2 separate regions of the Mus musculus genome follow, and region 2 is linked to region 1. Evidence: chromatin loops called from intact Hi-C (ENCODE). Cell type or tissue: gastrocnemius. All regions are shown on one strand. Each heading gives the region's core, and the rest is flanking DNA. Links, peaks and the distances in the headings are about the cores only.

Region 1 (16,041 bases), core at 8,042-16,041:
CAGAGGGCCACCCGGCGCTGGTGCACGAGGTGGCGAATGGAGGGTGGTGGTGGCAGGAAAGACCCTCGGCGAGAGCCACAGCACAAAACGGCCGCCACCGCCACGGCCGCCGCTGGGAGGCGCGCGCGCCGGCAGACCTCCGTGGGCAACGGTCGGAGGGATGTACCATACCCTCGTACAGGGGAGGCCGTCCTTCAAATCCAAATCCTCTCTTCTCCAGCAATCAACGTGGGGATGGGCGTAAACCCCAAGTCTACTCACTTACATCTCCATTTAACCCACGCCATCAAGATGACTAACTACTGGCAGGAGGCCCGGTTAGCTCTGCTCGCCCCCCCCATCGGTAGAATGGTTCAGCCGGAGCTCGGCTCGGCGGACCTCCCTGCCAACCCCCATCCGCCCGCCCGCGGCGCATTGGCGCGCGACGCCGAGGGGCGGAGCCCGAGCCGGGCGCGCGCGACCCCCTGCTCTATAAATACTGGGCCGCTTCGCCCGCCGCTCCGTTCGCTCCGAGTCTCCAGCCTGCCGAGAGCTGAAGCGATCCTCCCTCTGTGTCTTCCGCAGCCCTCCGCCTCGCCGCCTCTCAGTCTCCTCAGAGTCGCCCTCTCTCACCGCCGCCGCCATGAACGGGCAGCTCAACGGCTTCCACGAGGCGTTCATTGAGGAGGGGACGTTCCTCTTCACTTCCGAGTCTGTAGGGGAAGGTCACCCAGGTGAGCCGACGGGGACTCGGAGGAGGGAAGGGCGGAGGGCAGTGGCGCTGGGGGTGGTCGAGGCCGTCTCCGGCGGCGGTGGGCATGGCAGCGGCCGCGCGCTTCCCTCGTGGCGCCGCGAGTTTGCAATGTGCGGCCCCGCTCCCCTCCCCCTTTCTCCGCTCCTCATCCGGCGGCGCGCCCCGGCATGCGGAAGGTTCCAGAAATCGAGAAGGGCGGGGGCTCGAGGCAGTTTTGAGATCGGCGCGGGGAGGGCACTGCTTCCTCCTCTTTAGTCCCGTCGCCTGGAAAAACCTCAAGTGGGCGACCCCGCCCCGCGTGCTCGCGTCCGGCCGCCGGGAGCGCGCGCCCCGCATTGCAGCGGCTACCACGTGTTCGCCGCATGTGGAATTGGGGCGAAGCGGAGCTGGCGGCCTCTACCCACCCGACCCCTAGTTTGGAAGTGGGGGCTGGTGTCTCCGAAGGTCCCATCTCTAATATCCCTGACTTCCGGCCCCTGGAAAACGCTTAAGAGCATGGGTAGACATGCCCTTTAGCCTTCAAGGTGACAGACTGCCACTGACTAAATATAGCGCGAATTAGAGAAGGCATCCCTTATTTAGAGTGTGCTTGAAAAGGATGAAGTGCATGAATTAAGTGTATACTCCCATCGCGTTAGGTTTCGTTTTAAAGTCTTCCCTTTGGTCTTTTTCCTACAACTAAAGGAGGATTTATTTCATGTTTCCTTAAGGCTTTGTCCACTGAACCGCCATGATGAGATCGGTTATAATGAATCTATTATATGGACTTTGGGTTTCAGATGGAACATAACCATTTAGTAAATACTAATATTCAGTTTGAGCTGTTTCCGTTCGCAGGGGGTCCACAGCAATATTATTACATGGCTTGTGAGGAGCATCTTGATGAGTGATGGTTGAAAGACAAGTGTTGCTGTGGCTCCTCCCACACTCCCCTCAAGGAAAGGAGTATCTCCATATCTATTGAATCACTCCTTAGTACAGCCATTAGATTCCATCTTAAGGTTCTGTGGCTGCAATACACATTTTGGGGTAGTAACAAAAATCAAGGAACATAGAGCCAAGCACAGTGGTACACTAACTACTACAATCCCAGCGTTTAAAGTATGGAAGCAGTTTAGTTTGTCAGCCTGGGCCACGTGTAAGACCCTGTCTCAATACCACAAACATTCCAGACCAGGATACTGCCATTTTCTAAATTGATGAATCAAGGAGAAATTGGATATGGCTTAGAGCACACTTGAAAGTTTCCTGGAGCCGAAGGCAGAGGCAGGTGGATTTTTCTGAGTTCCAGGACAGCCAGGGCTATAACCCTGTCTCAAAAAAAAAAAAATTACTGCATTTTTTGTTTGCTGGTGTTTCTTCTGTTAAATTTATTTTCATGGTTAAAAAAAAAATCTCATTTCCCTATTGTCTAATAATAGGGGAAATGGACTGTTTTAAGAAGTTAATGACCTGACAGTTGGCTCTTTAGTAGGTTTGTAACATTTTAAATGTGGGGGATAAAAAGAACAGTTGTCTCTAAAATACACTGTGAGGTTATTTCCTATGGTAGGCTTTGAGATATCAAAATAAATCATTTTGACTTTGATTAATCTGAAGGGCAGAGGCAGGTGGATCTCTTGAGTTCAAGGCCAGCCTGGTTTACAGAGCAAGTTCTAGGACCGCCAGAGCTGCACAGAGAAACATGTCTTCAAAAACAAAAGACTGGAGATTCTCCCTCTCACCTTGCAAATACTACTATAACTTTACATCAAGCTTCTGTCACCTACAAATTCATAGCTATATTTGCTTCTTGGGTTGCACATAAACTGCTAGTTACATGATGAGATAGGGTTAGTAGTAATAGTTAAGTTGAACCAGGAACTTTTATTTTCCAGATAAGATTTGTGACCAAATCAGTGATGCTGTCCTTGATGCACACCTTCAACAAGACCCTGATGCTAAAGTGGCTTGTGGTAGGTACAGAGCACTTGTTTATGAATGGCAAAAAAGGCGTTTGAAGCAAAGTTTTGTGGTATAGGTAATACCAGCTACTTGGGAGGTTGAGGCTGGTAGCAAGTTAAATGCCTATGTGAGTAATTTACTAAGACCTTATCTGAAAAACAGAACATGAAGCCAAGCCCAGTGATACAGCTTATATAACATGATTGAGTTCCTCAGCAAAAACCCCCCCCTTAATATTTTAAGTATAAAACTTTGTTTTATTAGAAACTGTTGCTAAAACTGGAATGATTCTTCTTGCTGGGGAAATTACATCCAGAGCTGCCATTGATTACCAGAAAGTGGTTCGTGAAGCCATAAAGCACATTGGATATGATGACTCTTCCAAAGGTATGTTTTAAAGATTTTTTTCCCCCTGTGAACTCATTTTTGCAGATACAGAATCTGCAAAAATGATGCTAGTGGGAGAGACTTCTGGAATGTTCCTAGTAATCCTTGACTCTACATAGTTACACCATATCCTCTAAAATGTGACACATAGTGTAAAAGCAGTCTCCTATCCTACAAATAAAGTGACAGATTCTCATCAATAGTGTGACCAGACATGATGATGTAAACTCAACTTCTGGGTGTCAAAGCAGGAGTTGGCTGCTTGCTTAGTTGTAGTTTGAAGTCAGCCAAGTTAGAGACCTTATTCCAAACCATAGAGGGGGCAGTAAGTGAATTATGTGAATATGGTCTTTTAAAGAAGTGCTTGACCACTTGGCTTTGGCATGTCCAGCTTTCTAGCAGCACAGCACTACTGTTAACATTTTGGAGATAAAAGGAAGGTTACTGGAACACCTTGTTTTATAGGGTTTGACTACAAGACTTGTAATGTGTTGGTTGCCTTGGAACAACAGTCACCAGATATTGCCCAAGGTGTTCATCTTGACCGGAATGAGGAAGATATTGGTGCAGGAGACCAGGTATTACGATGTTTATTAGGATCCTTTTAAATGTTAAATTCTGACACTTTTATTGACCACTTCTCCATATTTTTAGGGTTTGATGTTTGGTTATGCCACTGATGAAACTGAAGAGTGTATGCCTTTAACCATTGTCTTAGCACACAAGCTAAATGCCAAATTGGCTGAACTACGCCGCAATGGTACATTGCCTTGGTTACGCCCAGATTCTAAAACTCAAGTAAGTAGTGATCTTAAACCTACATTTCTCTCAAATTACATTAAAATTCCCAAGTTAATTATAGCTGACTAGGGAGAATCCTTGTCTTTTCTGCTATATTTGAACTTATGATAGAGAACCCACTATAAAGCTGTTTGACAAGTGTTCCCATCTGTTTTGCATTCAAGGTGACTGTGCAATATATGCAAGATCGGGGTGCTGTGCTTCCCATCAGAGTCCACACGATTGTTATATCTGTTCAGCACGATGAAGAAGTTTGTCTTGATGAGATGAGGGATGCTCTGAAGGAGAAAGTGATCAAGGCTGTTGTACCTGCAAAATACCTTGATGAGGATACAATTTACCACCTACAGCCAAGTGGCAGATTTGTTATTGGTGGGCCTCAGGTAATATATGAAATGTTTTGGTTTATCGTTGGTTTCTGGATGCCACCATTTTTTTTTCTAGTCTGCTTCCTTCATTTCACATACACCCTGTATCTTTTGTAGCCTAGGCTACCATAGAATTCACTACGTATCTAATGTTATGGCATTGTGCAGCTTGTTCTGCCAACAAGTGCCTCCCAAGTGGGATTATGGGTATGATCTACTTCTGGCTATAGATGAATCTAGAATGGGTACTAACCACCTCTTATTAGAAAAATTACATGGCCAAGAGTGGAAGTACACCTTAAATCCCAGTACTTAGGAGGCAGGAAAAAACACAGGTGGATCTCTGAGTTCCTGGACAGCCAGGGCTATTATATATTACACAGACCGACTCTGTCTCAAGGGAAAAAAATTACATGACTTAAATCCTATAATTCCAGGGTGATGCTGGCCTGACTGGCCGAAAAATCATTGTGGATACTTATGGCGGTTGGGGAGCTCATGGAGGAGGGGCCTTTTCAGGAAAGGATTATACCAAAGTGGACCGTTCAGCTGCTTATGCTGCTCGTTGGGTGGCAAAATCCCTTGTTAAAGGAGGTCTGTGCAGGAGGGTTCTTGTTCAGGTATGTAGTGAACATTTATATGGGAGAAGGGTACTTAGTAAAATATTTCAAATACTTCCCTATTTTATAACAATGTATTTCTGACTTTTAGGTCTCTTATGCTATTGGAGTTTCTCATCCATTGTCGATCTCCATTTTCCATTATGGCACTTCTCAGAAGAGTGAGAGAGAGCTATTAGAAATTGTAAAGAAGAATTTTGATCTTCGCCCTGGGGTCATTGTCAGGTAAAGATGGTAAAACCTATTGCTAGTGAGATAGGGGTTTGGGACATATATACTAAAATCTGAGGAGATAGAGGTAGACTTCTCGTGAGGGGAAACAAATTTTAATTCCTAGAACATGCCAATATTTTAAATTGTCTTCAGACAGGGATCTAGCTGATTAAGTTAGTGTTCTGTGACTTAAAATAACATTCTAGAAAGTTCTCCATCTTTGATTCTGAGCTTTGTGCTTATCTTAACTAAGGGTGCTACATTAAGAATAAGCTAAAGTGGGATGCTCAAAGTTACAAAGAAAATAACCATAGTGGTCAGTGATTGGACCTTGGTAAGTATTCAATTGGAATTCCTGAGAATGATAAGTTTTCATTTGTCAAGCCAGAGCTGGAAAACAAGAACTGTAGTTACTATTAATAAAAACTGCAAGTAACACAAGGGAAGTAACAAATACTTTCGCCATGAACTTTTTTCCTAGCAAACCCCAGGGAGAACTGAACTCATTTGCCAGAACTCTTGAAATGAGTCTTGCTGATTGTTTTGCTCTGTTTTAATTTAATGCTACATATTAAGTTATGGACTTGTATATTCCAGGGATCTGGATCTGAAGAAGCCAATTTATCAGAGGACTGCAGCCTATGGCCACTTTGGTAGGGACAGCTTCCCATGGGAAGTGCCCAAAAAGCTTAAATATTGAAAGTGTTAGCCTTTTTTCCCCAGACTTGTTGGCGTAGGTTACAGAGAAGCCTTCAAGCTCTGAGGGAAAGGGCCTTCTTCCTAAATTTTTCTGTCCTCTTTCAGCTCCTGATCAGTTGCAGTCACTCTAATCAATGACATGAATTTTAGCTTTTGTGGGGGACTGTAAGTTGGGCTTGCTATTCTGTCCCTAGGTGTTTTGTTCACCATTATAATGGATATAGTGAGCATAGGTGAGCCATGTAACTGCCTAGAAACAAACACTGTAGTGAATAATGCTTTGAAATCGAACCTTTGTGCCCTATCACCTAATCCTCCAAAGTCCTAATTGCAATTACTTTCCCACCAGATGCTGAAAACATCCTTGTAGTGTGCACGTAAAGTACTTGTAGTTTGACTGTAGACTCTGGCAATGCCACAGCCCTGTCAGCATGAATCTGTAACGTCTTGAGCTCTATTTATTGAATGTGAAGCCCCTGTCCTTATCCTCCCTGTAACTCATTTCTAATTATGTAGTTCTTTATCAGGGAGTGTTCCTATCCAATCAATCTTGCATGAAACGAAAGTTTCAGTTGGAGCTCTAGCCTGACTTTGAAAAAAAAAAAAAAAAAGGCAGTTACGATTAAACCATCTCCCTGGTGCTTATGCTATTAATTGCCACCTCAAACAGCACCAAATCAAAATCTCTCCACTTTTCAGCTGTCTTTGGAGGACGTACGTAATAAGGTTTTATTTAGTAAACCAACCCTATGCATGGTTTCAGCACTAGCCAAACCTCACCAACTTTTAGTCTAGAAAAACAGGCATTTGGCACCCTTGTGATATACAGAGAAGTCACAGGGCAGTACCTGAGGGTCTGTAGGTTGCACACTTTGGTACCAGGTAACTTTTTTTTCTTTATAAGAAAGAGTACTCCACACTGCACAATAGCTCCTCCCAGGGTTTTAACTTTGTTTTATTTTCAAAACCAGGTCCAATGAGCTTTCTGAACAGCTGGTGTAGCTACAGAGAAACCAGCTTCCTTCAGAGAGCAGTGCTTTTGGCGGGGAGGAGGAAATCCCTTCATACTTGAACATTTTCTAATTGCTTATTTATTGTATTCTGGGGTATGGCGTAAGTACAGAGAAGCCATCACCTCAGATGGCAGCTTTTAAAAGATTTTTTTTTTTCTTCAACACCATGAATTCCTTTAACATGTTTCCAGCATTCCCAGGTAGGCCAAGGTGTCCTACAGAAAAACCTTGGGTTAGACCTACAGGGGGTCTGGCTGGTGTTAACAGAAGGGAGGGCAGAGCTGGTGCAGCTGGCCATGGAGAAAGCTGACTTGGCTGGTGTGGTACAGAGAAGCCAGCTTGTTTACATGCTTATTCCATGACTGCTTGCCCTAAGCAAGAAAGTGCCTTTCAGGATCTATTTTTTGGAGGTTTATTACGTATGTCTGGTTCTCAATTCCAACAGTTTAATGAAGATCTAAATAAAATGCTAGGTTCTACCCAAACTGTGTCTATTACTTGTCCATTGTTGCTTTCTGAGCTAAAATTTATAGCATCTGCTACCCATTGCCAGCAATAAAGTTTTCAACCAGGACTACGATAAAAGCTTAGTGATTTAGAAAGCCTGGCTTATACTGTGCATGCACCACGGTTTATGGAGGTCAGGATTTTTATTCACACTTGGAGATCCGTCCTGGGAAATCAACACTGTCTGAAGGCTTTGGCAATTAAGTGCTGCCTTTTGGATGGCAGAAGCAAGCAGAACAGGGGTCAAGAGGCTTCTGTGATGGCAGGAATTTAGTCTATATGCTAGATAGGTATTTTACTCTTTCTTGGCACTAAAAACATTTAAGAGTTGGTTTTTCAAGTCCTGGAACCCTGTAGACCAGGCTGGCCTCAGATCCGCCTGCCTTTGCCTCCCCAAGTGCTGGGATTAAAGGCATGCGCCACCACTGCCTGGCCATTTAAGAGACTTTAAGATGAGACTAATTTCATAGACATGTAGCTTTAATTCATAGCAATCAGAAACCCTGCTATGGTGTTAATGTTACACAAAATGTATTGATTTTCTTTGCCTGGTGGTGATGGCAGCTTGTTCCTTTAATCCTCCCACTTGGGAGGCAAAGATAGACATAGTTAAATTGCTGGTAGTCTCCAGAATGGCTCATGTATCCATCCAATTATTCAAGAATAGCAAGTCCTTATCTCAAGTTTTTAGAGGCTTGCTTGCTCAAGACAAAAATGACAAATTGCCCACTGGCAAGAACAGGACAATTAGGAACTTGAGATCCTCAGCTACATAATTTATATTTGGGGGTGTCCTGGGGTGAGACCATCTCAAAAGTGCTCTACCACATAGATGTGCTTGTGAGATCTTAAAAGCTAGCTTGAGCCCTCAATCTTAAGGAGGTCCTGAGAAATACTAGGTACATAAACACTTAACTAGGCCAGTGAGAAGAGAAGGAAATATGGGCAAGCAGGAAGTGTACTCGAGATAGGTGGAGTACTAAATAGGGTCTTGCTTCCCCTGCACTGTCCCTAAACTGAGCCTCTGCTGAAACTATAGATGCATACCAGTGCCCAGTTTATTTGGTAAGACTTACTGCATGGGAGACTATGTTACCAACTGAACCCCCATTTCTAGTCCCAAGCAGCTTAACTACTACTGAGCTCATCTCCACTTAATTCACTCTTAAATCAACATGGAAGGAGCATCGCGTGAACCTTGGGTTCATAAGCACTGCAAAAGTTTGAAAAGGACACCCCCCCCCCTCCTTACTACTCAGGGCTGACCGTTTAAGGACATAATGCCAGGTTGTATTTCATCAGAGCTCCCCGAGCCAACCCCTCTGGCCCATTGTATGCATTAAGCTAGATTTTTGGTTCTCCATTCTCAGACCTAACCTGTGCAATTGACCCTACCCTGGTCTTATCCCTAACTAGATTTCAAAATAAAGGGTGAAGGGATAGAGTGATAGTAGAGATAAAAATAGGATGAATAGAAGGAAGATGTGATGGAGTTGGACAAATACAAGAAAGCAGAAAACCTCAAGGCTTATGACTCAGCAATGGCTTAGAGAGTTACCATTCACTAAGCTGATTTATGCAAAAGTAAGCCATCTGGCTTCCCTATTTAGTAGTGCTATTCTGATGCCAAAGATGCTGAGCAACTTGCTGGCTACAAATAGGAATAAGTAAATTGTAAATTAAAATCTACCTTGTGCATTTGTTAGTACCTGGTCACCCTAGTCACTTGGCATTAACATAAGTTGTAAGCTATAATTCTTCAGCTTTAGTGTTGGTGGGTCTGAAAATTACAAGCAGCAGGATACAGGACCTTAAATCTAACAGATTTCAAATTGTCAACTCCCAGATGCCTTTGGGTAAATTTTGTCTTCCTTTCTTCAAAGGTAAAGGCCAATGCTTCTTAAAGTACTAAGTATGTTAATTCAGGTACACTGCTTCAAATGGTACCAAGCACATAGCAAGCACAATGAATTCAGCTACATTCACTGTGGTGTAATTCCTTTTCCTAAAGAACAAGTCAACTTAAAAAAAAAAAAAATGACTATTAATAAGCCAGGTAGTGAATTTTGAGACCACTAAAACAAGTTTAATAAGAAAGCCAGGTAGTGATGTCCCGTGCCTTTAATTTCAGCACTCAGGAGAGCTGGTCTGGTCTACATGGAGAAATCTTGTCTATAAAAACTAAAAGCCCAGTGGGGCGTGGTGGCACACACCTTTAATCCCAGCACTTGGGAGGCAGAGGCAGGAGAATTTCTGAGTTGGAGGCCAGCCTGGACTACAGAGTGAGTTCCAGGACAGCCAGTGCTACACAGAGAGAGACCCTGTCTTGAAAAAGAAAAAATACAAAAAAAAAAAAAAGAAAAAAGAAAAAATGTAAGCTATAATTTTAAAGAACTTATAAGGGGAAAAAATGTAAAGGGAAAAGCAACTAGGTTTGGTGATCTATGTAATTACAAAACAGGCTGAAGCAGAGGGACCAACCATGAGTTTGAGGCCAGCCTGGGCTGTACTGTGAAAGCCTGTCCCATATCATTTTTCTCCAAAAATATGTTCTTTGCGTAGACAATAAGCCTATAACAGGCTGCCCCCACATCTGCACAGAGCATCTGTACATCCCTCAGAACTCAGAGTGAACATGCTCAGAATCTGGCTCTGACGGGTGATTTGAAGAATCTGTGTTTGAAGCACTTGACTCATCAACTGGTTCAAATGGTCGCAAGTTTGCATATGTCACCTCTTGGGCTAGTTGCTCTAGGGAAGGGCGGCCTAATAGCAGGTTTCGGAGTGAAATTCGAGTCATCAGGAAGCTGAAAAGAAAGGTAAACACTCAGTCCAAATGTATGTTTCTATGTAACTTCAACCAAAGCCCTCAGGAAACATTTGGTCTAGACCCCTTCACCTGTGGACACAAATTACCTGAAATGACCCTTCCACATCTCAAATGCAAGCAGACCCTACTCTGAAGCTTGACAAGATTCTAGGGTAAAACAGGAATAACCATGGAAAGGCTAAAGATAAGCAGGCGGAAGGGGGTGAAGAGGGGAGAGATCCCTAGGATTTGTTATGCTAGGGGAGAGTAACCAGGCTTGTTGAGCACCTGATGGCAATGACATGCTTCTGTGACTGAAACTTACCTGCGTCGAAAGACGTAGAGCTTTCGCAGCACGAAGCGGAGAAATCGCTCATGGAAAGGGCTATTTCGCCTGCGTTCAATTTCTTGGAGCTTCCTCTGTCGTCTGAGAAAAGTTTGGACCAGAGGTGTTGGCTCAGGGCCCCCTTTTACTTCCCCTTCCAAAAGAGGCTGAAGTTCTGGAGGCAGGGGCCCTGTTTCTGTCCAGAAGACACCAAAAAGGATCCGATGAGAAGGCCCATTCTCATTTAGAAAGCCCATTTCCATCAACTAGAAGCTTCACGCACTCTCTTTGATGTTCGATTCTGTAACACTGACTTCTAAAACCAGGTACTCTCCCTGCCCAAGCCTTCATGCACTCACCACTTCCGTTCTCCACCTTCTCCTTTAATTCTTGCAGATATGCCAGGTCTTGCTCCAGTGCGACCTCTGTAGTGTTGACATAGACGTACATGTAGCAGGAAGGACTAGATGATACAGTATAGACTTTATGGTACTCTCCAGCAGGCAACTGGTGCGGGAACAAAGGACACGTTTCACTCTAACGTCCCTAGCTAGGCTATTGCCGCCCCACTCTAATCCTACTGGTGCTTTCTTTCTGTGCGTTGGGAGTCTGACAACGGCCTCTGGAATCACAGCTTCTCCTAAATTTCTAACGTTCTTATTTTACGATACTAAATCCCCAGTTAGTTATCACTGCTAACCCCAGAAAATACCTGCATTTTCTCTCCTTCTTGAAGAGTCTGATTTTTCTGTTCTGCCACCAATTCCACGGTGACTTCTCCCTGCAGCAGCTGGATGCTAGTGTTGCCCAGGTCTTCACTCACAAAATTCTCCAAGTGAAGCCCTGCCAGGAGCAAGAGAGTTCACCATCCCACCCCACCTCACCAGCACAGATAGCACACCTTCACAGCCATCGCATCCAGAGTCCCCTCCCTACCCCATCATATGCAATGTCTCTATGGTCAAGGAAGCCAAAGAAAGACAGCAAAATCTCCCCTGGCCTTCCTCCATACCAGGGAAATCTGCAATGAAGACCACCTCGGTGTGGTTGTCCAGACTGCTCTTAATATCCTGTAACTTGGTCCTCCAGGGAGATAAATCCATCAAGAGTGGCTGCACCCAAGGTGTGCGCTGGAAGGGGGACCAGACAGCCTGCACGATGTCCACACGAGGGTCAAAAAGCCTTCAAAAAGGAAACCATGTTCTCAGGAGGCAACAGCCACCCACCCACCAGATTTCTGGTTCTGCTCCTTTCACCACTGAACCCACGTTCTCGAAGGAGTAAGATTTCCCAAAAAAAGAAATGCCCGCGGTCAGCATGTTATTGCCAGTCCATGGCAGAGAGGAGGGGAAAGAATGTGAGTTAGTGGCCACCTGAGACGGCATTGTGTTAACAGTGTCTGAGAGAACAGTCAGTTCACTTTTCTCCTGGATGATGGTGCCCCCTGCTGGACCACAACCAGATCAACCCCGACATGCACTACACTGAGAGAGAGCCTTGTAAAAAGCAGACAACTGGGAGACTTCAGCTTTTCATCTTGGCAAAAAGAACAGTGCTTCATCTTTCCCTGTCGCTGCTCCCCTTGCCCACCTCTGCTGGAAGCGGTCATTGATGGAGACCCAAATATCAAAGTAGATCTGGGGCTCAGTGACATTGTACTTGGGAAGCAGGAGGCTCAGGCAAGTGGCATATTGCTTCAGCATGTCTGCATGATCCTTCCATCGCCGGCTCTGTGTGAATACCTGCCCCAAACCCCCACATTAGTCCCACGTTGTCACTGTCAACCTCCAAGACATGCACTGCCAATGACATAAACATCTCTGCCTGCTACCTAACTTTACCAGGAGGGAAAAAAAGAAAGTTGTCTTGGGTGGTGAATTTTCATTGCTAAATATTTACTTACCTTTCCAAAAACATAATCTTAATTCAAAACAATGACAAACTATCTCATCTCTATCCACAGTATATATGTTAAAAATATTCAGCACCAGCTGAAACAGGACCAGCCTGGGATATATAGAAATACCCTGACTTATTGATTTAAAATATGGTCTGTTGAGATGGTTTAACAGGTTAAAACACTTGCCATGAAACCCTGAAAACTTGAGTTAAATTACCAGAACTCACAATGCTGTAGAAAGAACTAACTCCTCAAAGTTGTCTCCACATGTGCCTGTCTGTCTCTCATGTGTACACACACACATACACACACAAACACACAAAATAATTTTTTAAAAAAACTTCAAAAAGCTCAGGGATGAGGATGTAGCTCACTGTTAAAAGTATGTGCTTAATATGTGTTAGGCCCTGGGTCCAGCACCAAAAAAAAAAAAAAGAAAGAAAGAAAATGAAAAAAGAAAAGGTTCCATCTGGTTTTTTGAGGAAATGCAGAGACCCAGTTTGTTTTACTTTATGGTGTCGGACCAAATACGATCTCTGAAGAACTGGCAGCATCAGAAGTCTCACCCCAGGGTTAAGGTAGCCCAGCTCGCCCGTGAGGCCGTCGCGGTAGGTGATCTTTACGTGCTGGTGGGAGCGGGAGTGCACCATCATGTCCCAGGAATAGCCATACAGCCCATTTGTCCAGTTATTGTAACCCTGGGAAGACAGAGCACACAGCATTGGTTTAGTGCTTCTCTACCAAGAAGACTACAGAACTAAGCCCTTCCTTCCTTCCTTCCTTCCTTCCTTCCTTCCTTCCTTCCTTCCTTCCTTCCTTCCTCCTTCCTTCCTTCTTCCTTCCTTCCTCCTTCCTTCCTTCTTCCTTCCTTCTTCCTCCTTCCTTCCTTCCTCCTTCCTTCCTTCCTCCTTCCTTCTTCCTTCCTTCCTTCCTTCCTTCTTCCTTCCTTCCTCCTTCCTTCTTCCTTCCTTCCTTCTTCCTCCCTTCCTTCCTTCCTTCCTTCCCTCCTCCCTTCCTTCCCTCCTTCCTTCCTTCCTTCCCTCCTTCCCTGATCCTGCCACACCAGGCACAGCCCGAGCCCAGCCTTGGTGTGGGTGTCCAGATGCCACGAACCTGGGTCAGGAAGTGGGAATAGGGCAGGAAGAGCTGCTCTAGGAGGTAGAGCAGGGTGAAGATGGCTCCCAGCTGGTGGCGCAGCCCGGGCTTCGGGCCAGCTTTGCCCCGGGACCTCTTATACACACAGGAAGCACTAGGCCGAGGAGCGGCTTTGGTGGGCAGCAGCTCTTGCAGCCTTTTCGGGCATCGGGCTACCAACTTCCGAGGCCATTCAGCTGAGCAGAAGAGAGGGCTGCTGGCCAGCATGACATAGGGAAACATCCCTAGGAAAGCAGGAAGAAGACATGTCCGTGTGCTCACACTCCTTCTACCATCACCCCTTATGAAGTACTTCTACAGTCTACTTCTCAAGTGCTGGGACTAGAGGCGAATACCATCCCAGCTGGTTTCCTGTGGTGCTCGGGATGGAACTCAGGGCTTTGTGCACTCTAGAGAAGCACTGCAGCAGCTGAACTGCTTCCCGAACCTAGAAGTGCTTCACTGTTCTTCCCACAGACCCTCACTGTGCAGCACGCTGGCTGCCCCCGGAGCTCCCAAGCCGCTCATCTTTACCTCTTCCCACTTTGCAGTGACCATACTGGGTTCACCCAGTACCATCTCCTGCCTGTGGATCACCATCCCCAGTTGCTTCCCACGGCCCTGCAGTCACTCTCCCTACCGCTGCAGGCACTGACCGATGCTGAAGAGCTGCGAGTTCATGCAGTGAAAGTAGGACACGAAGAACAGGCCGACGGGTCTGGAGGCATCAAAGAAGAGCAGGAAGCCAGCCGAGAGGTCAAGGAGAAGCCCACACCAGTGTACTACCAGCAGGCTTGTCAGCTCCTCCGACAACACCAGCCTGCAGACATGGGGACAGAAGGCCAGGGCTGGTCAGCTGGCTCACCCAGCAGCCAGAGCACAAGCATCAGGTGCTTCAGTAACCTGTCCCTGACGAAGGATCTGCCCAGCAGTGGGGTACAACAACTAAGCCCCAGACGCAGACAGAATGTTCTACACTGGAGTTTCCAATCCCTTGACATTTTCAGGTGTCCATTTTCTCCCCCAAGACCCCCTGTACGAGGAGTAAGGCCCAATCTCCTGGGATAAAACTCGACTGGAAGCATGCTGGAGGAAGCTGGCGCCCCATGGACATCCTAGAGCAGAAGTGTGGAAAGGCGAGCCTGGGCTGGGCGTGCAGCTCACAGAAGGGGGGGCACGGGGCCCACGGCGCTTGCCGCGCATGCAAGAAAAAAGCCCCAGGTCTGCTCCCCAGCATCTCACAAAACCGGATGTGGCGGTGCACACCTGTAATCCTAACGCCTGGGAGGCAGAAGCAGGGGGATCAGAAAGGTCAAGGTCATCCTCATGGAGCTGGGGGCTCGCCTGGGATAGATGAGACCTTTTCTCAAAAGAAAAAGAACAGGCTCACTTTTAAAAGTTGACCGCACTGGGCTGGTAACATGGTTAGGTACTAAGCCTAGAGATCTGAGTTTGATCCCTGGCACCCACAAGGTGGAAGCAAAGAAGCAACTCCTGTATGATGTCCTCTGACCTCCACACATAGGCCACGGCACATGTGTGCCAAGTGTACCTATAAACACATACAAGTAGATACATGGAAAAATGAAAATGTAAAAAACGAGTGACTGGCTGAGTAACAGGTCAAAGTTCAGAATGTGGAAAACAGGAAGTGGGAAAGAGCAAATGAGGGCGACTTGGAAGGAAGGAGAAACCGCAGATGAGGCTGCCTGTCAAGCAGGAGCGGCATCATCTGCCTTTGCCAAACTGTCTGAGAGCTCCTGTGGAGACTACAGTCGCTGGAGAGATGGCTCAGCAGGTCACTGCTCTTCCAGGGATCCTAAGTTCAAATCCCAGCAAGCACATGGTGGCTCACAACCATCTGAAATGGGATCCGATGCCCTCTTCTGGTGTGTGTGAAGTCAGCTACAGTGTACTCATATACATACAATAAATAAATAATAATAAAGAAGACTACAGTCATACTGCATTTAATGCTAGAAGAGGCAGAGGAGCTCTGAGTTCAAGGCCAGCATAGTCCACATAGTAAGGATCAGACCAGCCAGAGTTACATAGTGAGTCCCTGTCTACAAAAAATTAATAAATACAATAAAAAGAGTTGGATCAGGGCTGGGGTGCTTGTCTTATATGCATAAAACAGAAAAAGTGAGCAAGCCATGAGAAAGAAGGCAGTATGCAGCACTAGCACTGCATGGTCTCTGCATCGTCAGCTCCTGCTTCCGGTTCCTGCTCTGCCGAGTTCCTGCCCTGGCTTCCCTCGATGATGGCAGAGGACTGGGATGGGCTGGATGGGTGCCCAATTAAACCCTTTCCTCCACACGCTGGTTTTGATTGTGGTCTTATCGCAACAATTGAAAGCAAAGTTGGACATTAAGTCACCTAATTCTGATTCCTTTCTCTTTTTGACCATCTATAGCACAGAGTCTCCAAGATGCAGTTAGGCCTCCATCTTTCAGCATCATTACTCTGTATCCGGCTGAACGGGGAGATAAGGCAAAAGTCAGATATGTGTTACACAGACCTGGCGAATGAGGCCCCCGAAAGGCCTCTGTGCTGACCACTCACTTGAAGGGACTGAAGAGCCAGTG
Region 2 (16,041 bases), core at 4,015-12,014, 140 kb before region 1:
ACAAAAAACAAAAAACCAGAGGTACCATAAAGAAAAAGTAGGAGCTAGAGAGGTGGCTCAATGGTTAAGAACACTGACTGGTCTTCTAGAGAGCCCAGGTTTAACTCCCAGTACCTACATGACAGTTTGAAATAGTCTGGGCCTCCAATTCCAGGGCATCTGACACTCTCTTCTGCTCTCCTCAAGCGCAGGCATCCATGTGGTACACAAGACATACATACACTCAAGCAAACCACCAGCCACATAAAATATTAATAAGAATAAGTGCACATTCTGAGCTTGGTGTGGTGGCACATGACTGATCCCTGCAAGGCCACACAGAGTGACTTCCAGGGCTTGGGAAAGTAGCTGTGCAAGACCACGTGCCTAGCAGGCACAGGGTGCCGTGTTCAATCCCTAGCACTACCATCGAATAAAGACCTCTCGTGAGTTGCCTATCAGCCTGGGCTAACATATCAAGTTCAAAGCAAGCCTAGGCTATATAGCTAGAAAGAGAAAGAAAGGAAAAGAAAGAGAAGGAGATAGCATTGGTCTTGACCTGGGCCAGGTGGGGCTGGCTGGTCAGACCTAAGAATGCTGGGCTGTCACTGGGAACCGCAATTGGGACATTTTTTGTGGATGTTAGAGACAAAGCCTTAAGTTTAAAAGAGAGTAGAGTTGGGGAAATAAATTGAGACAATTAAGAAAGATGTGTTTTTCAGAGGATCTCACTGCAAAGGGGAACCAGGAAGGGTGACTGGGTTTAAGAGATTTAGTCACGTTGGGGGTGGGGGGGCATATATTCTTGTTTATATTTTGCTTTTTTGTTTTTAAGACTTTATTTTTATTTGTGGTTGAAGAGATAGCTCGGCAGTTAGGAGCACTAGCTGCTCTTCCAGAGGACCTGGGTTTGATTCCCAGCACCCACTGGAAGCTCACAACTGTCTGTAATCCAGCTCCAAGATTTGACACCCTCACATAGACATACATGCACGCAAAACACCAATGCACATTAAAAAGGTTTTTATTTTACTTGTGTGCACATGTGTGCAAGTGCCATGGAGCCCAGAAGAGGACATAGGATCCCCTGGAGGTGCCTGCGAGCTGCCTGGTGTGGGTCCTGGGACCAAACTCCAATCCTTTGCAAGAGCAGCCTTAGACCTCCTAGCCTCTGAGCCCCTTCTCTGGCCCCCTATTTTACTTTGTTTTGTTAATTTTTGAGTCAGCATTTCCCTCTGTTGTCCAGGCCGTCTTGGAACTCACTGGGTAGCCCAGATTGTCCTTAAATACATAGTGATCCTCCTGCTCCAGCCTCCCTGGTGGCAAGATCACATGTGTGAGGGTACCTTGTCAAGTAGCTATTGTTAGGAAATTTCAAATGTACAGAAAAGTTGTAAGTAGGAAATATTATGTGACAACAGACATCAGCCTCAGAGCCTTGGGGTTTGAGACACAGCTCAGTTGGTAGAAGGCTTGTCTAGAGTGCACAAAACCCTGCGTTCAGTTCTGTTCCACCCAGAGAATGTCTGTGGCACACAGATTCCCAGTTTTGAATGAGTGAGTTTATTAAGCATATAACAAGCATAGGTAAAAGGATAAATATCAAGTAACAGGTGAGTGTTCATCAAATCAGGTAGTGACCACAGCCAGCAGAAATGGGGGAACCCTAACCAAACAGTCCTGCTGAGCTGCCAGACTGAGAGAGTCCTGGGCAAAGCAGGACGCTTTCTCCATGGGGAAGCCTCCAGCCTCTCCTTCCCACTGCCGGCAGTTTTATCCATGAGTAAACAAGAGGGACCTTTGTTGGAGATGGTTTCCTGCCAGTGGGTCTCGACAGTGCCCTGTCTTTAATGCCCTTAGTTACTTACTGGCCTCCCTCCTCCCTCTTACAGGAGTGGGAGCCAGGCTGGCCCAGGACACCTAAGATAAACAGGCTTGAATCTGAGACAGGGATTCAAGAGTCAGCTGCCAGCAAGCACCAACAGCACATGACAGTTTACCAATATAATTTATATTAGAGGTCCCCAGGACCTGACATGTTAGGGCATACCTGTAAATTCAAGGTCATCCTAGGCCTCACAGCAAGTTCAAAGCCATCCTGGGATACAGCGGACCCTTTATCTATCTATCTATCTATCTATCTATCTATCTATCTATCTACCTATCTATCTATCTATCTATCTATCTATCTATCTATCTGTCTATCTATCTACTAACAGTAAACAATGACTTGTATAACTATTTTTTAAAAAGATTTTTTTTTAATTTTATGTATGAGTACTCTAGCTGCATGCACACCAGCGTGCCAGCAGAAGGCATCAGATCTCATTAAAGATGGTTGTGAGCCACCATGTCGTTGCTGGGGATTGAGCTCAGGACCTCTAGATGAGCAGACAGTGTTCTTAACGGCTGAGCCATCTCTCCAACCCAGGAGATCCTATTTTAAGAAGAACTTTAACTGAGTATGGTAGCCCACACCTTTAATCCCAGTACTCTGGGAGTCAGAGGCAGAAAGATCTGTTGTGAGTTCAAGGCCAGCCAGATCTATATAGAGAAATCCAGGGCAGCCAAGGTGACACAGTGGAACCCTGTCTCAGAAGGGGTTGGGGACTGAGAATGTGGCTCAGTTGCTAGAGTGCCTGCCTAGCATCCACAAGGCCAGTGTTCAGTCCTCCGTGCAAACCGAACCTTGTGCTGCACACCTGTGACTCCAGCACTCAGGAGGAAGAGGTCGGACCACAAGTCCGGGTCATCCTGAGTTGCGCAGTGACTTAGAAGCCAACCTTGAATAGCTGAGACCCTGTCCTTAAAAAAAAAGAAAATGCTGGAAGCTTGTAGGGAGGAATGGGGAGAATGGTTTACAAGCAGGGTACCACCATCCCTCCACATTTACACACACTCCAGCCCCAGGGGAGGAGCACTGTGAGAAAGGACCATGAATGCCTCACAGCACTGCTTGGAAACTATGTCCCCAGCAGAGCGCCAGGCCCACAAATAGAGTGAATATTTATTCACAGGAACAGTTGCTGGTAATTGGAAGCTTATTGTCAAGTCGTGGGTGTCACATGGAGCACAACACTTGTGCCAGGAACACAGTGACACATTTGGGAAGTAGGGGAAAGGTAAAAGATAGAGACAGACCAAGGGTTGCCCGGAGTTTTATTAGGCTTGGAGCACAGGAGGCCAGCCGTGACCCTGGAGTCGGGGAGAGGGGTGCATAGTAACCACAGGAAGAAGCGCAAAGAACCAAGTGAAGCTAGGTGTGACCATGCACTGATCAGGTAATGGAGGCAGGAAAGTCAGTGGTTCAAGGCCACCCTCAAAAATACATGGTACATTCCAGGCCAGCCTGGACTACATGAGACCCTGTTTCAAAAATAAGATGGGCCCTGGTATTTTTGAATAAATAAGCGGAAGTGTTGTGTTAGTTATTTCTGTGTGGCTGGGACAAGTTACCTGACCAAGGCAGCTTCAGGGAGGACTTCCTTTGTCGCACATGGCCGTGTGGTACCCACACTCAGGGAGCAGAGGCAATGAGAAATCTGCTCCGTTTCTCCTTCTCTTTCAGTCTGGGGCACTAGATCATGGATGGCACCACCAACGTTTAGGGTGGGTCCCCTGCAGTTAACCTAATCTAGATAATCCCTCGAAGCCAGGACTCTAGACCCTGCCAAGTTGACAGTGCAGAATAACCGTCAGCACCCCTCACCCGTGCTCATCCGTGCATGCAGCACGCCTAGTTAAGTGCAGTGGGCCACACGGGAGATGTGGACTGGGTGGGAGGACGGCTCGGTAGAGTTCCGTGGGAGAAAGGGGTTAGGTGGGGTATTGAGGGGGATACAATCAAAGTGCATGTGTGTGTGTGTGTGTGTGTGTGTGTGTGTGTGTGTGTCTGTGTATGTGTGTGTGCCTGTGTGTACATGTGTGCATGTGCTTGTGTGTGTGCCTATGTGTGCGTGTGTGAAATTGTGAAGGGTTAAATAAAAATAAGAATTACTTATCACATAGAGCAGTAAAGGCGACCGTAAGAATGAAGGAAAGGAAGATGGTTTGGACCCCTGTCTACACCTTAGTCATCGGGTCATACTGTCGCAGATCGTCATTGTCTTTGACCAATGCACCTTTTTTTGTTGTTGTTGTTGTTTTGCTTTGTTTTGTTTTTTTGAGACAGGGTTTCTCTGTATAGCCCTGGCTGTCCTGGAACTCACTCTGTAGACCAGGCTGGCCTCAAACTCAGAAATCCACCTGCCTCTGCCTCCCAAGTGCTGGGATTAAAGGCGTGCGCCACCATGCCTGGCTTGAAACCCTGTCTTTTTAAAAAAGAAGTGGAAAAAAGAGGGAGTTGCATGCAGGACTGGCTTGGAGCAACCTCCTGTGGGCTCCTAGATTCCAGGCCTTATGTAAGGTGGGACTCGGAGACGATAACAGCAGCTGCCACCTCTGTGGGCTTAGTTTCTGCCAGTCACACGAGGAGTAGGACATGTATATGGTCAGAGCTGGCCGGCCACTGACTTACGATCCTCCATTCCAGCAATTCCCCTTCTGTTTGATGTCTGTGAACATCACCCGCATTGCCATCCAGGCCTTGAGAGAGGAGTGTCTCTCCAGGTGAGTCCCTAGTGGATCAGCGTGACCCAGCAGAACCTGGTCCAGTCCTGCCCATGCCTTCTCCACAGCTCTGGTACCTGCTGGTTCTCAGAGCTGGGCAACATCTCCATACGCCAGCCCCCTCCCCTCACCACCTACCCAAGTGCCAGGTTGCCAAATGCTGCTGGGGTGGACTGGAAAGGGGTGGGGTGGAGAGGGGTGGGGCGGGGAGGGGTGGTGGCTTGGAGGCTTCCTGAGGTGACCAGGTAGGCCAGGGAGGAGGGCACTGGTGTGTCGGGTTCATGTGTGGCTAAGCAAGTCACCTCCTCTGTCCTGTAGGGAGTGTAATCGGCGGCAGAAGGTCATCCCGGTGGTGAACAGCTTCTACGCGGCTACTTTCCTTCATCTGGCTCGCGTGTGGAGGACCCAGCAGAAGACTATTTTAGACTCAGGCTTTGTCCTCAAAGGTTGGCACTTCCTCCTGTGTCCAGGGCCAAGGATCCCAGGGTAGAACTACTGTCCTCCCCGACTCCCTCAGAACACCATGGGGCCTTCTCCATTCTCTGCGACCCCTCCTGCCTCCCTGTCCACCACACTCTTTTGTTTCCTCACTTGCTTGTTTGTTGATTGTGTGTTGAAGCAGGATCAATCTATGAGATCTTGGCTGGCCTGGAACTTGCTGTGTAGACCATATTGGCCTCGAACTTATGACAGTCCCTCTCCCTCTGCTTCCCGAATACAAAGATTACAGACATGCACCACCGTGCCAGGCTGCGGCTATGCCTGGTGGCCGTATGCGTCTGATGATTGCTTTTTATCACAGTTACTTTTGTTTAGGTTTCTGAGATGGAGTCTGTCACTGTAACCAGGTGACAGTCCTGCATCCACCTTCCTTGTGTTGGGATTACAGTCTGAGCCATCATGCATGGCTCTTGATGATCACATCACACAACAACAAAAACCTCTCATCTTCTGAACCAAAAATGTAGCTTGCTCGGCAGAGTGCAGGCAGAGCTCTGTGAGTTCAAGGCCAGCCTGGTCTACGTGAGTTTCAGACAAGCCAGGGCTACGTAGAGAAACTCTGTCTCATAAAACAACAACAGAACAGAACTGAAAGGCGGCTCAGTGGTTAAGACAGCCCGCTGCTCTCGCAGAGGACCCGGTTAGGTTCACAGCACCCATGGCCAGCAGCTCACCTCTGCCTGAAACTCTAGCTCCAGGGAGACTGCTACATCTCCGGCCTCTGCAGGCATCCACACTCACACCCACACACCCACAACCAGACTCATTTACAGACTTTAAGAAATAATAAAAATAAACCTTGAAAATATACCATCAATAAAAAGCTCAGGACGGGGCTATGGCTCCATTGTGAGGGCACCTGCCTGGCATTCAGGAGCCCCTGGCTCAACCCCAGAGATACATAAACTATGTGTGGTAGCCCAAGCTTGTAATCTCAGCAATCATTAGCCGCAGACCCAAAGGTAAAAGGTTAAAGGTCTACAGGAAAAGTGTCTCAAAACAAAATCAGAGCCAAGGAAGCCAGCGCTGGGGAGATGGCTCAGCAGTTAAGAGCACTGGCTGCTCTTCCAGAGGACTGGCTTCTAACACAGAAGCTCACAGCCATCTGTATAGCTCCAGTTCCAGGAGATCTGGTGCCCTCTTCTGACCTCCTCGGGCATCAGGCACACCTGTGGTACACAGCCATACACTCAAGCAAAACCTCATACATATAAAAATAAATAAAAATAGTACATATAAGCCGGGCGTGGTGGTGCACGCCTTTAATCCCAGCACTCGGGAGGCAGAGGCAGGCGGATTTCTGAGTTCGAGGCCAGCCTGGTCTACAGAGTGAGTTCCGGGACAGCCAGGGCTACACAGAGAAACTCTGTCTCAAAAAACAAACAAACAAACAAATAGTACATATAAAATAAATAAAAGTAATACATATAAAATAAATTTAAAATAAAATAAATAAATAAAAAATAAAAATAAAAAATAAAAACCTTAAACACTGAAGGCTGTGGAAGCCAAGGCCTGGTGGTTGGACTGATTCTGCAGAGTTGAATTCTGTGTCACAGCAAGGAAGTGGCCCCTGGGCGCTCTCTGGTTTTGCCATTTGGCCATCTTTGATGACTGTTCTATCTTTAAAGGACAGGGGTAGCAGCAGGATGTGGTGGCGCAGGCCTTTGATCCCAGCACTCAGAAGACAGAGGCAGGCAGATCTCTGTGAGTTCGAGGCCAGCCTGGTCTACAGAGTGAGTTCCTGTGTGGTCTGGGAAACACAGAGAAACCCTGTCTCAAAACACAAACAAGGGCAGGGTTTGGAGAGGTCCACACAGCCATTGCACTTGCTTCTGGATTTGAGTGCCACCCCAAGACCCTTAAGCCTTCATTCCCTGCTCTCCTCTGTTCCAGACTTGGAAGCGTTGGCCAAGAAGAGCCCAAAACGACTGCTCAAGACCCTGGATGACTACCTCGCCCAGGTGTCAAAGGGACAGACCTCCTTGTTGGAGGCACACAAGCGCCCTGGATCACAGGGACCTCACTCCAGGGATCTCACTTTCACAGGCGTGTGTGACCTGCAGTCTCACTCATTCGAGAGTGCAGGGTTGATCTGACCCACCACGGAGAGACCAGGACAGGCTGGGTCGCTGGGGCTCTCTGAACTAAAGAATCATGTCTGGGCCAAAGCCCTTCGTGCCCCTGCAGATGAGACTAGGAGGCTCCCGGGTGTGTGTAGTGACACCCACGCCCACATTTCTACATCAGCAGAGCACATTCAGGCAGCTAGAATTACCCCCCCATGCCGTCCTCCAAGCACGGAGTCTTCTGTCCTTCCCAGCTGGACTCCACTTCACAGGGTTGGACTCCTGATATCTCAGTGGAACTGAACAGAGCACAGGGCCAGACAGCCCTATCAGAATTGCCTACACGTCTGCACCTAGAGGCAGAGACCCTGGAAGCAACAGCCAAGATTCTGACTCCCAACAGCTGTCCCCAGTGTCTGTGGTTGGAATTGGAAGGACAGAGACAGCAATATCTTCAGCCATCAGGGGGCAGCACAACACAGAAAAAGTGACTGATAGGCAGGTCCTCTCTTCCTCCAGCCACCGATTTTTCAAGACACTTGTTTCCACCCTACCCTTCTCCTCTTTCCCCTCCCTCTCCTTTGCCCACCATTGTTTGTAATCTAGAAATGGGTACTCGGCTGGCTAGACTAGTCATTGAGCGTCCCACCCCCAACGCCCACAGGCTGGAGCGCCTATGGAGACCACTACCTATCTACCCTGGCTGAGAGGCAAAGGAAACTCACCCACCAGCAGTTTTAGAATAAAGGAATTGTTGTAATCTCTGGTATTTTCTTCCAAGATGAAGTTCTTTCAGGGCTGGCCTGTCCCCCACCCCCAACCCCCTGCTGTCTGAACACCGGACTGAGACAGGCAGATCCAAGTGCCTAGGGTTCAGTGGGGTTGCAGACCCCAGATTGGAGTCTTTTAACTACTCCGTGGCTACACACCACCTGAGCTCCCCAGCTGCACCTGCAGGCACAAAGATGTCTTTTTCTGTATCATTATTGGTTGTGTGTATGACACGGGGTGTGGGGCACACGCATGATAAAGCAAGCATGAGGAGGTCAAAGGCCAGCTTCGTGAAGTTGCTTCACTCCTAACACCTTTAAGTTCTAGGAATTCAAAGCCAGGTCATCAGGCTTCCGTGGTGGGCTCCTTACCTGTTCAGCCATCTTGCACACCCCGGCCTGGAGATTTCTTGCAAGCTCTGGCCAATAAGCACGGTGCTCTTGTTAAGGCTGACTGGTGTGGTGTCCACCCCAGGGGTCTCCTGCTTTTGCCTCTGGGCCTGGGCCTGGGCCTGGCTGTTGCTCCCTCACCCCAGACACACACACACACACACACACACACACACACACACCTGACCACCCCAGCCTCTCTCACACACACACACACACACCTGACCACCCCAGCCTCTCTCACACACACACCTGACCACCCCAGCCTCTCACACACACACACACACACACACACACACACACACACCTGACCACCCCAGACACACACACACACCTGACCACCCCAGACACACACACACACCTGACCACCCCAGACACACACACACACACCTGACCACCCCAGCCTCTCTCACACACACACCTGACCACCCCAGCCTCTCTCTCTCACACACACACACACACACACACACACACCTGACCACCCCAGACACACACACACACCTGACCACCCCAGACACACACACACACACACACCTGACCACCCCAGACACACACACACCTGACCACCCCAGACAGACACACACACCTGACCACCCCAGACAGACACACACCTACCACCCCAGACAGACACACACACCTGACCACCCCAGACACACACACACACACACACACACACACACACCCCTGACCACCCCAGACACACACACACATACACCTGACCACCCCAGACACACACACACACCTGACCACCCCAGACACACACACACACCTGACCACCCCAGACACACACACACACACACACACACACACACACACCTGACCACCCCAGACACACACACACACTCACACACACACACACACCTGACCACCCCAGAGCCTGGAGCCCCCTGTGCTCCTCCCATCTTCCCTTAAATGAAGCTCTAGAGGCCTGTGTCCATCTCTGCCTGTCTCTGGCCACTCCAAATCTGGTCCAGAGACAAGCAGGCCTCCCAGGGTGCTTGTGACATGCCCTGCAGTTGGCCTTCCGTCCTATCTACAGGGTCTCAATTATGCTTTATTACCACGCCACTTCCTCCAGCCCCCATGTTCACAGGCCAGCAGAGAGGCCAGGAAGGCAACTCAGTCCCGTGTCAGTTTGGTGCTTCCTTCCCTACCATCCGTCCCTTGCTAGAGCCTGCAAGGCTGAAAGAACAGGATCCCAGCATATCAGGGCCCAAGCCAGGTGGACCCTAGGAGCATCTGGCTGGAAGGGGCCAGCATCCCCAGCAGGAACCCTTCAACCAGATCAGGGTGCACATAGCTCCAGGATAACCCAGGAATCAGTTCTACTAATAGATTCACTTGAGAGTTGAGGTGGAGTTAGGAGACCTCTGATAGTGGTTGAAAAACTGTGTGCTTTTCTTGGGTGTAGCGGGGACAGCTATCCATGGAAGACCTTAAAGTACTCCATAAATCTAAAACTGTCAGAATTACTGAGTGGGTGTCAGCCTTTCTCTCTCCCTGGCACGTACTCCTGTGTGGCCAATCAGAGGCTGGAGGTCTCAGGGTCACCAAAGAGGGGGTCTTAAAGGAGTTTGCCTTCCCCTGCTTCTTAGCACAAAATCGGCAGGATGAATTTGATCAGCCTTCCCGGGTTTGTGTGGGCCAGAACAAGCCAGTGTGTGACAGCTCGGAAGCCACACTCAGGGTGGCTGCTGTCACCAAGACATCACACACTGTTGGGTGTTGAGGGGTACTCTTTGTGGCACATCCCCCCGCCCCTCTCTAGCTAGTTTATTTTGAGATAGGGTTCCATATCGCCTAGGCTGACTTTGGACTCGCTCTATAGCGAAGGCTGAATTCACAATCCCCCTGCCTCTGCCTCAGAAGTGTCAGGATTATAGACATCTCTTCTCCCTAGCACACGCACTCTGTCCTCTTTGTCAGGCCATACCACGCCATGAACAAAAAACAGAACAGGGCTGGGACCAGGGAGAGCAAGCAGCCAAGGGTCAGAAACAGGGCTGCTCCTGTATAAACTGGAGTTTTTCACATACACACACATGCATTCAGGGCCTCTCCCCTATAGAAGGATGCTTTACACACACAGGCCTTGGGCTGCTCAGCCAAACACAAAACTCAGTTGAGCAAGGGACAACAGCTAGCCTGTTCTAGGGCTGCGGCACGTTCTGTTCCACTCCTGGGTGAGTGTCATCATTTAAAACTGCCTCGGGGGTGTTTGTTAGGGTGTCTGAGGAAATTACTGGCTTGAACCGAAATCTATCCCAAGTCACAGCCACTGCCTTGACTCAGCTGGGAATGTGAGACTTGAAAGCGACGCTGAGGCCTGGCATGGTGCCGCCTCCTTATTAGGTTCTTCTGGGCATGGTGGGAGTTGGCCAGCAGCTTGATGGCAAGTTCTGGTCATGCAGAGCCAGTCCTGGGCTCCTGGGAGCTATGGACTTGCATTTATGTTCTACTCTCCGCTCAGCATGGGGCTGAGCCTGAGTGAACAGGTGGGACTAAAGCCAGTGGGGGATGGGGTGAGGGACAAGCCACACAGGAAGAGAGCAGGGAATGGAATGTGTCCTTTATTGAGCATCCAGAGGGCACCTCAGTGCTGACCCAGCAGGCAGGGGTGGGAGGCAGGAGAGCAGAGATGGGGGACACCCACCCTCACTTCCAGTTCTTGAAGAATTGCTTGAAGATGGGACTCTCTCGGCCCTGGGGCAGTATCTCCACCTGCAGTGGGAGAAAAGCTGGGCTCACAGGCTGCCCACCTCTACTTCTGAGGAAGTGGGAGGGGCAAAGGACACCAATGACAGGGGTAGGCAGCAAGGACTGAGATCAGATGTAACCTAACCGAGAGACACTGCAGCTGCGCTGCCAGCTTTGTCTCCTGAGAGAATGCTCCTCTGTGACTCAGGATTCTTGTCATGCCCTGTAGTTAGGTTGCCCTGCTACACCAGAGACTACGTACGGTGCTAGGGCATTTTCCCTCGTGTGTTCCATCAGCCAAAGGGTCTGCATCTTCAAGTGACCTGTGCTCACTAATATCACTTGTACTGTGGTTTTTGGATACCCCACCACACTCACACACACACACACACACACACACACACACACACACACACACACACACACTTTTGTGGGTTTTCCTAGAGGATTATGGGGGGGAAAATCCTCTAAAGGGCTATCTGGCCTATCGTGATTTAGGAGAGAAAAAGACCACTTTACCCCATAAACATACCACCCACCTCACAAATATTTTATAAAATTGTCTTCAACATCCACAGTGCAGAACCCAGAGAGAGCTCCCCATCACGGGGGGGGGGGGGGCGGGGGCGGAGGGGGGATTGGATGCACACCAATCTCTCTTTGCAGTGTTCCTTTGCTTGAATTTACTAAATAAACTTTTGCTCAGACTGTCTGTGTCTTGACTGAATTCTTTCATTCAAGAAGACAAGAGCCCTTGTAGCACCAGGTAAGAGGAGGCAAGCAGTGTAGGCCTGTTCTGAGAAGACAGGAGACACAGCTTCAAGGATGGGGCCCTCAGTCTGGCAGATGCCACCCAGTAGACATCGTCTTTCCCAGAACTGACTCCTGGGATTCACACCTATGATCTCAGCACTTGAGATGCTTGAGACAGGAGAACTGCTGTGAGTTCAAGGCCAGCCAGGCTATGCATAGTGAATTCTAAGCTAATCTGGGCAACAGGGGGAGACACTGTCTCAAAAAAGGGGAAGGTGGGGCTGGTGAGATGGCTCAGCAGTTAAGAGCGCCAACTGCTCTTCCAAAGGTCCTGAGTTCAAATCCCAGCAACCACATGGTGGCTCACAACCATCAGTAACGAAATCTGATGCCGTCTTCTGGAGTGTCTGAAGACAGCTATAGTGTACTTACATATAATAAACAAACAAACAAATGTATTGCATATGTATGTCTGCAATATAAATTTAAAAAAAAGGGGGGGGAGGGAGAGCTGAGGATGCCCTGGGTTCAATTCCCAGCACCGGGGAAACCAGATGAGGTGACACACACTTAGAGTCCTAATAACTGGGAAGTACAGGCAAGAAGAGCAGAAGTTCAAGACCATCCCTGGCTATACAGAGAGGCCAAGCCTGGGCTACATGAGACCCTGGGACAGAGAGGCAGAAGGAGAATGGCTCGTGCAGCCACCATGCTGAGGATAGCCAGCCACCGAGTGACATGCTGTCCTGCAGGCTCCCGGGAGTCTCTTTGGAAACAAGTTTTGAGGTTGTTGTTGTTGTTTAATGCTAAAAGACTGAAAAGGCCTTTCCACCTAACAGGTCTGAAGGTAAGCCGGTCTGCTCCCAATTCCTGAGCTGTCCTGCTCTTGTCCAGTCTGGGAGTTGGAAGTCACAGGAAGAAGGGTCCTCCCTGGAGGAGGTGGGGGAAATGGTCCCGTCCTCACCTGAGTGTTTGGGGAATACCTCATTCGAGAGATGAAGCCATCAGCCACTTGGAGGGCTGCCTGCCGCTCTTTCTCATTAGCTTTTCTCCCTGGAACACAGATTTCAAAATGAGAAGAGAGTGGGTGGGGCTGACCGCAGAAGGCCTGCCCAACATTCCTGAAGCTCTGTGTTCTGCCCTAGCACCACAGAAAACCACCTGCAAGCTCATCTTCAGATACACAGGGAGCCTGGGCCGCACGAGGCACTGGGGGGGGTGGGGGGTGGGCGCGTACTCTAGGCTCCATCCCATTTCTCTTGAGGAAACTTAAAGGGTCCCAGAACACCTGACAGTTTTTAAAACAAATGAACCCGGAGTCCCCAAGAATGTTGAGGGAGTCTCTGGGGTATGAAATCAGCCACCTAATACTTTCCCCAGAAAGGTGGCAGCTCTAAGCTAAGATTAAGTAAATTAATAAATAAATAGACAAAATAAAAACTTTTCTCCTGTATCAGCAGACTCTCCTAGCTCTGATCAAGCCATCTTTTAGGAAGGAAGAACTTCCACCTAGACATCACACTGGAAGGCCAGAGGGCTGGGGCAATGGCTCAGAGGCCCTGAGTTCGATCCCCAGCACCCACACAGCACTCACAGCCGCCTGTAATTCCAGTTCTAAAGGATCCAATGCCGTCTGCTGGCTTCTGAGGACACTGTACACATATGGTTCAGACATGCATGCAAGATACACACACATAAGTACACATAAAAAATCAAAAAGAAACTCTAGAGCCCGGGCCTCCCTTCCCTGGAGCCCCTCACCTTTTGTGTGTGAACAGTGTGGCAGAGAACACTGTCCTGTTACCAGACCTTTTGTGTGAAACTAAAGAGAACACAGAATGCAGTTTCTTCTAGAGGTGGACGGACTTGCACAAGGCCAAAAGCTAACATGCTTGCTAACAAGATGCTCCTAGAACTAAAGAGCACACAGAATCCACCCAGTTACACTGGCAGTCACTGGAACACTTCAAGTTGAGGCATTTTCACAAGGAAACAGAGCCAGGCATGGTGGTGGCTGGTTCTCTGGCCAGTGTTAAAAGTGAACACTTTAACTACCTGTGAGCTACCAAGCGTCTGTTGGGATGTAGCTGGTGATAGAGCACTTGTCTAGCATGCCCTGGGTTCCATCCATCCCCAGCACCAGAGAAAAGCAGGCATCGTAGTGCATGCCTCCTTCCTAGATCAAGAATTCAGTCATCCTTGGCTACAGAAGTCAGAGGCCAGCCTGGGCTACATGAGACCTTGGCTCAGTGGTTGACAGCACTTGCTGCTCTTGTGAAGAACCAGAGCTCAGGGCTGGAGAGTTGGCTCAGTGGTTAAGAGAACCAACTGCTCTTCAGAAGGTCCTAAGTTCAATTCCCAGCAACCACATGGTGGCTCACAACCATCTGTAAAGGGATCTGATGCCCTCTTCTGGTGTGTCTGGAAACAGCTACAGTGTACTCATAAATAAAATAAATCCTTAAAAAGAAGAAGGAGAAGAAGAAGAAGAAGAAGAAGACCAGAGTTGAGTTCCTAGAGCTGGTCCATCAGGAGGCTCAAAACTGCTTTTTAACTTCTGCTCCCCTCTGGCCCTTGGTATCCACAAACATGTGTGAAAGAGAGCACATGTGCAGAAACACAAAAGTAAAAACTAAAGTAAATCTAAACAAAACAACAAAAAATCCAAACCCAGAACCTCAGCTGAAGGAACGGACAGCCCAGACCTTCCTGGGAACCGGCAAAAGCAAGCAAGCTCCCGGGGTCATGCTGTCTCCAGATTTCTATGGTCAAAGCAAGCATCCAGACTCCTGCACACAGGCAACCTTTCTTCTTCTAGCAGACACAATTTCTTGGAAAACCACGGCCTGCAAGTGTACTGCATACTGTATAAAGTGCCTACTAAGACCATCTATTTAAATTCTATTTAATTCTATTATAGTTAATAAAGAACCTCAAGATCAGGCACTGCAGAGCCCTGAAGGCCTGGACATGGGCCAAGAGTTCTCAACGCCCCTCAGGCAAGCCCTGGGAACATGTTAAATATACAGGTGGTCAGGCTCCAAGCCAGACCAGATGAATCTGAATGTCTGGGATGGGCCCAGCCGTATACTAAACAGGCCCTTGAAGTTCTGAGATAGAGATGGGCTGAGGTTTTCAGAGATGGCTGAGCCCGCTGGGTTCAGAGCAGCTGCGGTGCCCTCAGGCTCACACAGAGGAGCCATACATACCCTTCCAGATGTAGATTTTGCCACACAGCCCGTTGTCCAGAACAAAGCAGTCATCTGGAATTAGCAGTTCAGAGGCAAAAGGGCTGGAGTCAGCCACCTTGGTCAGATTCATCTGTCCAGTGGCATCAGAGACCTGGAGAGGAAAGACAGTTCCCAGTGTGACACAGACACAATTCAGTCCTCACCTGGAATCATGGGTTACCCAGTTGTCTCTACCAACAGTTCTGAGAAACAGGCAGGAAGAGCCCTCCCACCCCACCCCTACAAAAAAAATCAAGCTCCAGAAAGACTCTCTCTTGTCTATCACTGCAGTCCAAAGGCCACAAACCCCTAGGGGAAGAAGTGAATTCCACTTTACAAGTAACTGCACCGGTTCAAATCAAGACAATCTTAGAATTAGCATCTGACCTTCACCAGGGGCTGGAAGTGAATACCATTCTCTTTCTCAGAGGGCGTCCTTCCCACCATCTCTCCTCCAGTCCCCACAAACCTACCTGAGCCCTGGCCCAGCCTTCCCACAGCCTCTTCCCTTCAGCTCTGTACCCTGGCCACCTGCAGATGCTCTGTGCAGGATCTCACACCAGGCCAATCCCCAGCAGGCCTGTAGTGCCTACCTTATACAGGGCTGCAGCCTGGGCGTTGGTCTGGTCAGCTGTAATGTCTTCCTCGGGGTTACCCTCCTTCAGAGCAGGCTTGGGGCCCAGAACCTGAAGAGCCAGGCAGGATTACTGGGGCTTCTGCACCCCAATTTTCCAAGTCACCACATGCAGGGCCACCTGTGTTCTGCACTGGGAAAAGCAATGGGCCCAGCCCACCTACCCGACAGCCTCTTGCCCTGAGAACACATCCCCAGAACACAAAGGTACCCCATGAGCTAGGGCTGAGTAGGAACCCAGATACCCCCACCCCTGCCAATCCTCTGTCAGCCATCTTCATGCTCCCAGCTTATCGCTGTCTCTCCTGACCACATCCAAACAGCATCTCCCAGCTGCCCACCCCAAGATCCCCAACCTGAATCATCTCGGCTGGCTCCTCTCCATCAGTGATGATTTCCACCTGGGCCTT

What was found. A loop is a pair of places that touch in the nucleus more often than their neighbours do. Peaks named below come from ENCODE experiments on the same cell type or tissue, not always from the same donor. Only the 100,000 strongest peaks of a DNase experiment are listed, where the experiment ranks them.
Region 2: it touches region 1 in a loop (7-fold over the local background); 26 of 42 quality-filtered maps call a loop at or near these places.

Annotation. Positions count from the first base shown.
Region 1 is chr6:72,424,018-72,440,058 of GRCm38, reverse strand. It overlaps Ggcx (gamma-glutamyl carboxylase), which reads right to left. Exons shown (of 15, transcript NM_019802.5): 6 at 16,019-16,041; 7 at 14,110-14,273; 8 at 13,433-13,698; 9 at 12,886-13,017; 10 at 12,010-12,161; 11 at 11,432-11,601; 12 at 11,132-11,262; 13 at 10,779-10,926; 14 at 10,420-10,615; 15 at 8,953-10,092. The coding sequence ends at 9,903. Mat2a (methionine adenosyltransferase II, alpha) reads left to right here and starts at 503. Exons shown (of 9, transcript NM_145569.5): 1 at 503-713; 2 at 2,611-2,688; 3 at 2,942-3,064; 4 at 3,530-3,642; 5 at 3,719-3,862; 6 at 4,030-4,248; 7 at 4,671-4,853; 8 at 4,945-5,078; 9 at 5,664-7,263. The coding sequence starts at 623. The coding sequence ends at 5,766. It overlaps Particl (promoter of Mat2a antisense radiation induced circulating long non-coding RNA), which reads right to left and starts at 1,376. Exons shown (of 1, transcript NR_046011.1): 1 at 1-1,376. In gastrocnemius, for the core only: a CTCF peak has its summit at 11,858 (motif pointing left); DNase peaks (open chromatin) are centred at 11,846 and 13,533; H3K27ac peaks cover 442 bases.
Region 2 is chr6:72,557,807-72,573,847 of GRCm38, reverse strand. Capg (capping protein (actin filament), gelsolin-like) reads right to left here. Exons shown (of 10, transcript NM_001042534.3): 6 at 15,988-16,041; 7 at 15,591-15,683; 8 at 14,977-15,109; 9 at 12,732-12,820; 10 at 10,865-11,038. The coding sequence ends at 10,973. Elmod3 (ELMO/CED-12 domain containing 3) reads left to right here. Exons shown (of 12, transcript NM_001253692.1): 10 at 4,511-4,587; 11 at 4,906-5,033; 12 at 6,985-7,926. The coding sequence ends at 7,187. Among named protein-coding and RNA genes, the nearest start is that of Capg, 17 kb to the right of the region's middle. In gastrocnemius, for the core only: CTCF peaks have their summits at 6,246 (motif pointing left) and 7,610 (motif pointing right); DNase peaks (open chromatin) are centred at 7,234, 7,622, 8,317 and 10,752; H3K27ac peaks cover 2,949 bases.